3 separate regions of the Homo sapiens genome follow, and regions 2 and 3 are each linked to region 1. Evidence: chromatin contacts called from ENCODE Hi-C or POLR2A ChIA-PET data. All regions are on one chromosome and are shown on one strand. The core of a region is the stretch at or near the end of the contact, and the rest is flanking DNA. Distances in the headings are between cores, read along the strand shown.

Region 1 (3,016 bases), core at 442-2,941:
TTACCATGGTGACAACGAGGGTACAAGAGAAGGTCCTCTGGAGAACAGTTCCTGCTTCTAACTAGACAGCCTCTCAATAGAGCAGGGCGACTTCTTCAGTAACCATGACAACCAGAATTAGAAGTGCTGTTGCAACACTAACAGAAACCATCTTTTGAAGCGGTTCTGTGAATCACATTGAATACTGATGATGCAAGCTAGTGTGATACATACTTTTCAAACATTAAAAAAAATCTTATTACCATAAACAAATATTCACCTTAGATTTCCATTTGAAATCTTGACTTGGAATCACTTTTTTTCATCTGGTTTCGTTTGTTTCCCTTTTGGATTCCCGCGGCCTCAATTGCAAACGCGATTTGTGTAATTTCCAAACTTGTCAGAACTGCACGGGTAAGAGCTTAGAATGTGATTCATTCGCTCTTATTTTGAAACGGGATGAGGAATGGGGTGGGGGAGGGGGGGTAGACAGAGAGCCCTCTTGTCTACTGTACTCAGGAGGACGAAAACAGGGGAGGGAAGGGGAAAAGAGAGGAGAAAGGGAGAAAGGGAGGGAGGGAGGAGGAGAAGAGAAGGGGAGAGGAGGAGGAGGAAAGGAGGGAGGGAGAAGAGGGAAAAGGAGGGAAGGAGGGAAGGAAAAAACAGAAAGGAAAGAAGTGCTATAGCAGAATCTTTGCTGCCCATGTTATCTATTGCCTTGACTTCTCCATCTGCCAAGATGTGTCAAGCACGCAGAAGCTGGCTGGAATCGATATTTTAAAGACCCGGTTGCGATCTTTTCCTGGTCGTATCAAGGAGTCCTGGAGCTTCTAATATTCCTGGAGGGATATCCAGGAAGAGGAAAAGAGGCTCTTCCTTACTTCGTGCGGTCTTCCAAAAGAAGCACCTTTCGCTGGGGAGAGTCGCGGCGTGGGGTGCAATGGAAGGTTTTGTTCTCCTGGGCCACATGCGTTAGATGTCAGTTCTCTCCACCAGCAGCACCGGCCGGCGCGCGTGGGGAGATCACGCCGGTCTTCTGCCCTTGTAACAAACGCTCCAGATTTGGTCTGGTGCCTTAGGGCTCTGGTCCAGCGCACCCGCTGTGCGCAACGCTAGGCGCTAAGCTGCGCTCCTCGGCTCACGTGTGGACGCGCACGCAGACACGAGTGTCCACACCATACAGAGACATGGGTGCACACACGCGCGCACATAGACATGGGCGCCGCACATGACACGGGCACCACACATGACACGGGCACACACGCGCGAGCACGCTCTCGCCCTGGCTCTAATGCCCCCTCCTCTCGCTTGCGGATCGGCCTGGGCAGGTGTGGGGGTACGCCCCAGAAAGCGCCTAACCTTCTTCTGACCCCACTTCGCAGACACCCCGTGGCAGGGCTTCCTTTCTTCCTTGGGTCGCGGGGAGGAGAGGCGCCTCCTCCTCAGCCACCCAGGTCTGCAGCCTAGCAGAGGAAGGGTGGCGGGGTGGGGGTGCTGGCGGCGAGTCCCCCAGCCCCTCGCTTACCTTCGTGGCGAGGCCAGCTCTTGGGCTTCGCTGCACGGCGCCAGGCTAGGCGCGCTGGGTTGTTGCCTCTGGAGCAGGAGCGGTCGGTGTGTGGATGTCCCGAGGTGAGGGCGCCGCTGTCGCGCTTGAGGCTCCCGGAGCTGTCAGGGGCGGCCGACCTGACCGGCAGCGGCCCAGGGCAAACCCCGCCCTCCGGCCTAGGCCGGCTCCGCAGCGGGGACCGAGACGCCCCACAGCGTTTCCTGAAGGACCAATCCGGAGCGAGGGGCTGGCGTGGGGAAGGAGGGACGGGGGGCCTGTAGTGCACCCGGACGCCGGCCTGGACCTTGTAAGCTGGTTTCTATGGCAGCCAGGAGGGAGGGGCGAGAGGGAGGGGACGCGCGGCGCAGGGACACCCAGTGCAGTCGCTCGGGGAGGGGGGTGATTGGGCCTGACGCAAAGAGGACCCCTTCTAGAGTCTGGATGGGAGCAGCTACACGGCCGAAAGCGGGCTGACACAGCTCCCACCGACGTACGCCTCGTGCCGAGCGGTTCCAGCGCTTCAGCAAGGGTTTCCATGTCCTTGGGAAACCGTGACCCAGTAATCCTCCCAACAGAAAGGGGGTTTCCAGCAAACCACCGTGACAGCTCCTCCGGGTGAGTCGGGCAGGGTTTAGGTTCTGCAGAAAGAAGTGCTAATGTCACCCTCTGTCTGGATTCCTGGCATACATCGGTTCCCCTGGTGCCACTTTGTCACTGGCTCCCTAATCTCCTGCTAGGGAGATACTCTCGGCTGTGACCCTCAGATGCCAAAGATTATTTTTCTAGTTTATAAACTAGAAATACCGTCACTGGATTGAACGTAGAGTTGGAAATGGGATTCGCAAAATACTAAATAAAACATACCGGTTATTTACTGAAGTTTAAGCCCTTCCTTTTACAGAGAGAGAAAAAAAAAACTGAGTTCAGAGGGGTCAGTTAACTTAGCAAGGGTCACACAACTGATTAATGGCAGAGCCAGGACTAGACACCCTAAGTCATAGTTCTGCGAGCATTCTTTCTACTTCCTCCTGCTCTCCATCCTGTATTGATTGCCAGAGCAATATTTACAAGAGCAAAACTGTTAAGTAGCAACATAACCCATGTCTACAATTCTTTTATGGTAGAAACTAGGGAACCCCAAAATTCCTTTTTTGCTATTTGCCAGGCATTGTAATAAACTCTTTTACAAAGAGTAACTGATTAAATCCTCATGATAATCTATGGGTTAGGTACTGTTACTGTCATCCTTGTTTTGATAGATGAAGAAACTGAAGCCCAGAGAGGTTACAGGATTTGATCGAGATCACACAACTGTTGAATGCTGGCTCTGGGACTCTAACCCAGTTTGTTTGACTCCAGAGTTGGTGTTCTTCATTACTTTGTCTCTGCTGCCTGTTTGTGTGATGATTAAAGGGGTCAGGAACGGGAAGGGCAAGAAATAAAAACCTTGGACAGCTCCGTGCACTGACGGTTGAGATTGGAAAGAAAATT
Region 2 (2,813 bases), core at 67-2,566, 180 kb after region 1:
CGTCGAGCAGCCCCAGGTGGATGTGTCTGTGTGTGTGTGTGTGTGTGTGTGTGTGTGTGTGTGTGTACCTTGACAGTGGGTAGAGGAAGGGAGAGGAGGGTTGAGGTCTTCCCACTAGAGGAGTGAAATGAGCAGAACTGAGAAAAGAGGTCAGAGAAAAGAAAGAGGAACCTACAAGCCACCACAGAATTTTCTTTCCCCAGAGAATGGTCTCTTGCCCGACTAGGGGCTGGGTATCCTTGTGAAGTCACCGGAGGTTTTCAAGGGGTGGGCTTCCTGGCTTCAGTAGACTCAAGGTCCCTAAGGTCCAGTTAGGATAGGCGCCTGGGAGGGCTCCCGAGTTGGAATAAGAGTCGGAAGAACTGACAGGGCTGGGGGCGCACTAAGCACACTCTACTCCTGAGAGGTGAGGGTGGGGATGTTGGAGGGAAAAAGGGCTGCTTTTTCCTGCCTGCAGGCTTCAGATTCACAGGGGATGTGAGGAGAGGGCGGAGGAGGAGGAAGCAGCGGCTGTTTATGCTGGGAAGATGGCTCAGTTGAGAAGTGAGGCAGATGTGGCCTCAGAGGGTCTGGCGGATGGCTGCCGGGATCACCGGGGGCTGGACTTTGAGATGTCCAGGACGAAGTGTTGCCCTTTCAGTGCTGCCCTCCCTGTGTCTGCTGGAACTGTTGGAGCCGCAGTGCAGCCTAATTTTGACTTCAGGTAAAATAATTCAATATACTGAGGCCCAGGGGGAACAAAGCAAGGTCTACTCCATATCTCTGAACAGCTGGTGTCTTTCAGTGCCTAAACTCAATCAGAATCCTGGGAGCAAAAGTAGCTCTCCAGTGCAGTCCATGCAGGTTACTTCTTGCAACATAGAGGTGACTGAAGCATGGTAAGCAGATCTAGAAAGGCAAACATCTCTAGCAGATCTAGAGAGGCTAGCCAATGTTAGCTAGCAGTGTCTTTATGTTGATAAACCTATTCAGAATGTTAACTTTGTTTGTTGGTTTGTTTGTCCATTTTTGTCTCCCAGGCTGGAGTGCAGTGGTGCGATCTCGGCTCACTGCAACCTCCAGTAATTCTCCCGCCTCAGTCTTTCCAGCAGCTGGGATTACAGGCTCCCCATCGCCACACCCAGAATTTTTTGTAGAGACGGGGTTTCGCCATGTTGCCCGGGCTGCTCTCAAACTCCCGATTTCTTAGTCTGACCAAGTCAGGGTTTAGCTATTTCTTAGCGTAGCAAGTTGAGATTTATTCCAGTTTCGATTTCTAGTTGTAACAATGCTGGCTTTAACCGTGCCTACGTAGTCGTTGCAAGTTCCTGTTTTGTAATAGGAACCCCCATTATAGCCGTTCGTACGGTTTTTAAGTCTTGTAGAAATCTGGGTACTGGAGAATGTAATTAAAAAAAAAATTTAGCAGTGCCTGAAATCTTTTAGTCATACCAAGTGTGATTTCACAATAGAGATTCTCGCCCTGGCTGTGCTTGTGATTTTTCACTCATGCAGAAGTTGAGGTGTCTAGGCTACAGGAACTTTTTGGTGTCGCAAATACCGGTTTAGCCATGGCTGTTTCTTCTTAATCCGAGGAATTTTCGAATAGGCGCAAGAGGCACAGGTTTAGTGCTAATACAAATATAGCCGTAGGATCGCATCGTTCAACACTGCAATTTCTTTGTAGGGTTATTTGTATGTTTTGTATACTCAAAAAAATTTTTTTTGATGTGTCTTTTTCTGGGAGCGAGGTTACTGGTGTATTTTATTTTCATTTCTGTTTGCTTTAAAAATTTATTTTATTTTTTATGTAAATGTTATGTATTTTATTTTTTCTTACCCACTGCCTTCCCCAGGAGAGTAAATGTGGCATAATTTCTTCTACTGATTTTGAGTATCATGTCTCAGCTTCCTACTAACTAGCTTTCTCCCGTGAGTCGGGGAGCAGAGCTGGTGCCTGGTCTCTAGGGTTCTCTTCCGCGGCTCTGTGCCTATGTCGAGCCAGCAGTTTCGCATCAGCACTTTCGCCAATAGCGGAGACTCAGTGTTTTCTCGGCTGCTGCACCGCTGGAAGCGCTGAACACAACAGAACGTTTCGGCGGGGCGCTGTGGCTCACGCCTGTAATCCTAGCACTTAGGGAGGCTGAGGCGGGTGGATCACTCGAGGTCAGAAGTTCGAGACCAGCCTGGCCAGCGGGTGAAACCCCGTCTGTACTAAAAATACAATAATTAGCTGGCCGTGGTGGCGCGTGCCTGCAATCCCAGTTACTCGGGAGGCTGAGGCAGTATGCTTGAACCCAGGTGGCGGAGGTTGCAATGAGACGAGATTGCGCCACTGAACTCCAGCCTGGGTGACAGAGCGAGGCTCCTTCTCAAAAACAAAACAACCCAGAACGTTTCTTGTTCACAAGACTCAGAAGTGCTTTGTGGTAACGCTTCCCCTCTCCTAGCGCCGCCACTTTCCCCGGGCTGGCTGTCTCACGGTCTCAGCCCAGTGATTGGCCGAGGAGGCGCTCTTTCAGCACTTTCGCTGGAAGGGCTTGGGCTCGGTTTTTCTGCCACAGGCGTTTCATTGGGTAGGTGCTTTCTCGGTGGAAGCACTGTACAACCTTCCAAGCCTCGATATTTCTCAGAGACGACGATTTCTTAGTGGCAATACCTTAACTGCACCAAAAACTAAAGTTTGCCGCTGGGTACTCCGCTAGTCGTTCAGTGTCCGCATTTGCTATTGATGCAGGATTTTTGCTTCTAAGCTCAGCTATATCCGGGTCCTTGTCTCACGATCAGGAGGAAGTGGGCACGCGGATATCGAAGAGTGAGTGGAGTAGAATTTA
Region 3 (2,964 bases), core at 125-2,624, 200 kb after region 1:
CAGACAACTTATGGACTCCGCGTACGGGAAACGTTCCGTTGGGCGCTAAGAACGGTGCAGCAACTGAAAAACCGCTCAGTGGGCGCTACTGGCAAAAGCGTTGCTGCAAAACCGCCAGCTCCGCATTAGAAGCAGAGCCGCCAGACAGAACCCGGGACCTGAAACCACCGAAGCGGAGACCGAGCTTGGCTCCCCAGCTCCTGAGAGAATGCAAGTCAAGGAGTACGAAGCTGTGATACTCAAAATTAGTAGAAGAAAAATGAATAACATTTAAATAAGATAAAATTTTAAAATAATAAATTCTAAAATTCAAATAAAAAGGCAAAGCAAACACACTGGAAACTACCGGTAGCATTGTTCTCAGAGCAAAAGACACAAAAAGAGCATTTAAAAATAAGCAAAAATTAGAGAGAACCAACCCTACAAAGCAGAAATTACAAGTATTGCCAAAAGAAGCAATTCTGTGATTAGGATATCCCTGTTAGATCTAAACCGGTACATGTTACACCTAAGTCTACATTTCTTAGGACAAAAACAAAAACAAACAACAACAACAACAAGAAACCAACAAAACCCAGTCATGGTTAAACCTGTTTACGACTAAAAAATCGTAGTAGCTGATATATCCCGACTTGGTCCACAAGAGGAAAAAGTCGCGTTCGGCGGAAATTGCTATCGTCAAACCGAGCTTCGTAAACCAGAAATCGCTTTTGCCGGCATTTCCTGACTTCCATGGGAGTTTAAAAAACACCAACATAGCTAAGGCGGGACTTGATGTTGCGCAGCTAGCCTTGGTGTAAGAGCTCCCAGGCACTGCTAAACTGGTCATCGCTAAACCTAAATGAATCGCATTCGCTGGTACACAGATTTCTACAGGAGTTGAACATCTCCTGCGCAGCTAAAGCAAGCCGTACTAGTAGGAAGCCGGAACTTGCCACGACTTAGAAACTTGAGGCTTTGGGAGGCCAAGGCGGGTGGATCATCTGAGGTCGGGAGTTTGAGACCAGTCTGGCTAATGTGGCAAAACCCCGTCTCTACTAAAAATACAAAAATTAGCCGGGTGTGGTGGCGGGCGCCTATAATCCCAGCTATTTGGGAGGCTGAGGCAGGAGAATCACTTGAACCCGGGAGGTGGAGGTTGCAGTGAGCCGAGATCGCCGAGATGGCGCCACTGCATTCTAGCCTGGACGAAAGAAACTCTGTCTCAAAAAAAAAAAAAAAAAAAAAAAAAAAAAGAAAAAGAAAAAAGAAACTTGAGGCAGGGCTAACTCTGCGTTTGTTATGATTAGGCTACAGGAAACCCGGAGTTGCTGGGAAATGAGTCACAGGGTCACTCAGCCTTTCTGTGGCGAAACATCGACTTCCTACGACCTAGAAATCGCCGCCAGGGCTAGGCTGGTGTTTGTCCTAAGTGGGTACTTGCTTGGGTTGAGAAATCACATTTTGGCTATTCCCCGACTTGAACCAGGGGATAGAAATCGTAGTCACCGGCTGGGCGCAGCGGCTCATGCTGTAATCCTGGCAGTTTGGGAGGCCGAGGCGGGCAGATTATTGAGGTTAGGAGTTCGAGACCAGCCTGGTCAATATGATGAAACACCGCCTCTAGTAAAAATACAAAAATTATCCGGGCGTGGTGGCGAGCGCCTGTAATCCCAGCTACTCAGGAGGCTGAGGCAGTAGAATCCCTTGAACCTGGGGTGCGGAGGTTGCAGTGAGCCAAGATCGCGCCACTGCACTCCAGGCTGGGCGACACGGCGAGACTCTGTCTCAAAACAAAACAAAAGGAAAAGAAGAGAAAAGAAAAAGAAACGCAGGCACCCTGAAATCGAAACTTGTTAGGACCAACAAGCCAACGACAGACGAATCTGCGGGGTCCTGCGACAGACACGCCAGCCCCGCCGCCACAGCACAGGGTTCTGGAGGTCGAGCTGTTCTGCGGGTTCTGCGGCGGCGCTGGGAAGAGACGGCGCCCGGGCAGCTCCCCTGTCACCGGCTTGGAGGAGCGGCGGGCTCCCCTAGCCCAGCGCCGCCGCCGCCGCCCGGGAACGCCAGGCTCACCCCAGCTGGGGAAGCTCCGAATCCCTCAGATCGGCGACCTGAGTGCTGTCGCCCCGAGAAAATGGAGGCATCGAGCAACGAGCTGTGCTGAGACCGAGAGACCTCAGTTCTGCGAAATGTCGGTGCCTGGAGCTTGCGAATGACTGCGGCCGGCGGGTTGTCAAGGACAACATTCCTTATGGCGCAACCAACAGCGCTGTCACCAAGAAACTGGACTCTGAGAAAAAAGAGGGTTTCGGCCACCGAGAAACTCCGTGCCACATGTGCCGTGACAGCAAAACCGCCCGCTCCGCGCCGCTGGTGAAAGAGCTAACGAACGCCAGGTGCTGCGACAGTGACACCGGGACTAGAAGGCCTCGGATGGAGAATGGGACGCCCAGAGCAAGCAGGAAAACGTTTTGTTTGGCTCAACTAGCGCTGTCGCAACCGGAAAACTGTCAGGCCAGTGCTGCTGCGGATGTGAGAAACCGGTGATCCGAAGGCGGAGTGGCGCTGGGCGCTGGACTCGCTGGTGTGAAAATCTGGCTGCTCTAGGACCCGGCAAGCGCGGGCACCAGGCGAACGCCAGCGACTTTGCCAGACAAATGCATGTCTTTTTTGGTCGCCATTCAAAGATGCAGCCGGCAGTCAGCCCCGGCTCTGAGAAACAAGTGGAGGTGTCAGCCATAAACCCTCCGTTCAGGGAAAAGAGAGTCGCTGCGACGGATCGACTGGCCGTTGGGTGGAACTTTCTTTGGTGGCCTAGTGACTAGAAAATAAAAACGAAAACGAAATAAAAAACTGCTACTGACATTACTCCCACGCTCCCTCCTCAAGTCAGTGGCTTCAGGCTTAAGAAAACCTGTATTTTTCTTGGCTGATCCGTGATCCCTAATTACTGAGGGCCCCGCGACCCACCAAGTGCGA

Evidence for each region. Hi-C counts contacts between places; a loop is a spot of excess contacts on that map. ChIA-PET counts read pairs that join two places held with the same protein, here RNA polymerase II (POLR2A). Pooled maps may share reads with other maps.
Region 2: a loop to region 1 is called in a map of CD8-positive, alpha-beta T cell, with 2.4 times the contacts of the local background. The contact joins the enhancer-like site here to the promoter of NIM1K in region 1. A Hi-C loop is called at or near these places in 2 of 168 maps with a recorded cell type or tissue (CD8-positive, alpha-beta T cell and naive thymus-derived CD4-positive, alpha-beta T cell), 5 of 37 single-sample maps with no recorded cell type and 13 of 50 pooled maps. POLR2A ChIA-PET finds 5 or more read pairs at or near these places in 5 of 52 experiments (BJ, GM12878, K562 and 2 more).
Region 3: a map of CD14-positive monocyte shows a loop between it and region 1 (3-fold over the local background). The contact joins the promoter of FLJ32255 here to the promoter of NIM1K in region 1. A Hi-C loop is called at or near these places in 3 of 168 maps with a recorded cell type or tissue (CD14-positive monocyte, CD8-positive, alpha-beta T cell and naive thymus-derived CD4-positive, alpha-beta T cell), 8 of 37 single-sample maps with no recorded cell type and 15 of 50 pooled maps. POLR2A ChIA-PET finds 5 or more read pairs at or near these places in 6 of 52 experiments (BJ, GM10248, H1 and 3 more).

Annotation. Positions count from the first base shown.
Region 1 is chr5:43,190,900-43,193,915 of GRCh38, reverse strand. It overlaps NIM1K (NIM1 serine/threonine protein kinase), which reads right to left and starts at 1,691. Exons shown (of 4, transcript NM_153361.4): 1 at 1,505-1,691. RefSeq lists an enhancer at 666-1,375 and a silencer at 1,711-1,850.
Region 2 is chr5:43,007,919-43,010,731 of GRCh38, reverse strand. No RefSeq gene overlaps it. Among named protein-coding and RNA genes, the nearest start is that of FLJ32255, 16 kb to the right of the region's middle. RefSeq lists enhancers at 47-547, 2,551-2,813 and a silencer at 2,486-2,575. Within about 2 kb of position 1,316, at least 39 of the 41 ENCODE cell types and tissues checked have a DNase peak (open chromatin) inside an H3K27ac peak, as active enhancers do; they include CD8-positive, alpha-beta T cell, GM12878 and PC-3, where a contact is called at or near this core.
Region 3 is chr5:42,991,743-42,994,706 of GRCh38, reverse strand. FLJ32255 (a long non-coding RNA gene) reads left to right here and starts at 1,374. Exons shown (of 2, transcript NR_104643.1): 1 at 1,374-2,964. LOC105374746 (a long non-coding RNA gene) reads right to left here and starts at 2,432. Exons shown (of 3, transcript XR_007058755.1): 1 at 1-2,432. RefSeq lists enhancers at 1,206-1,500, 1,770-1,899, 2,200-2,409, 2,750-2,899.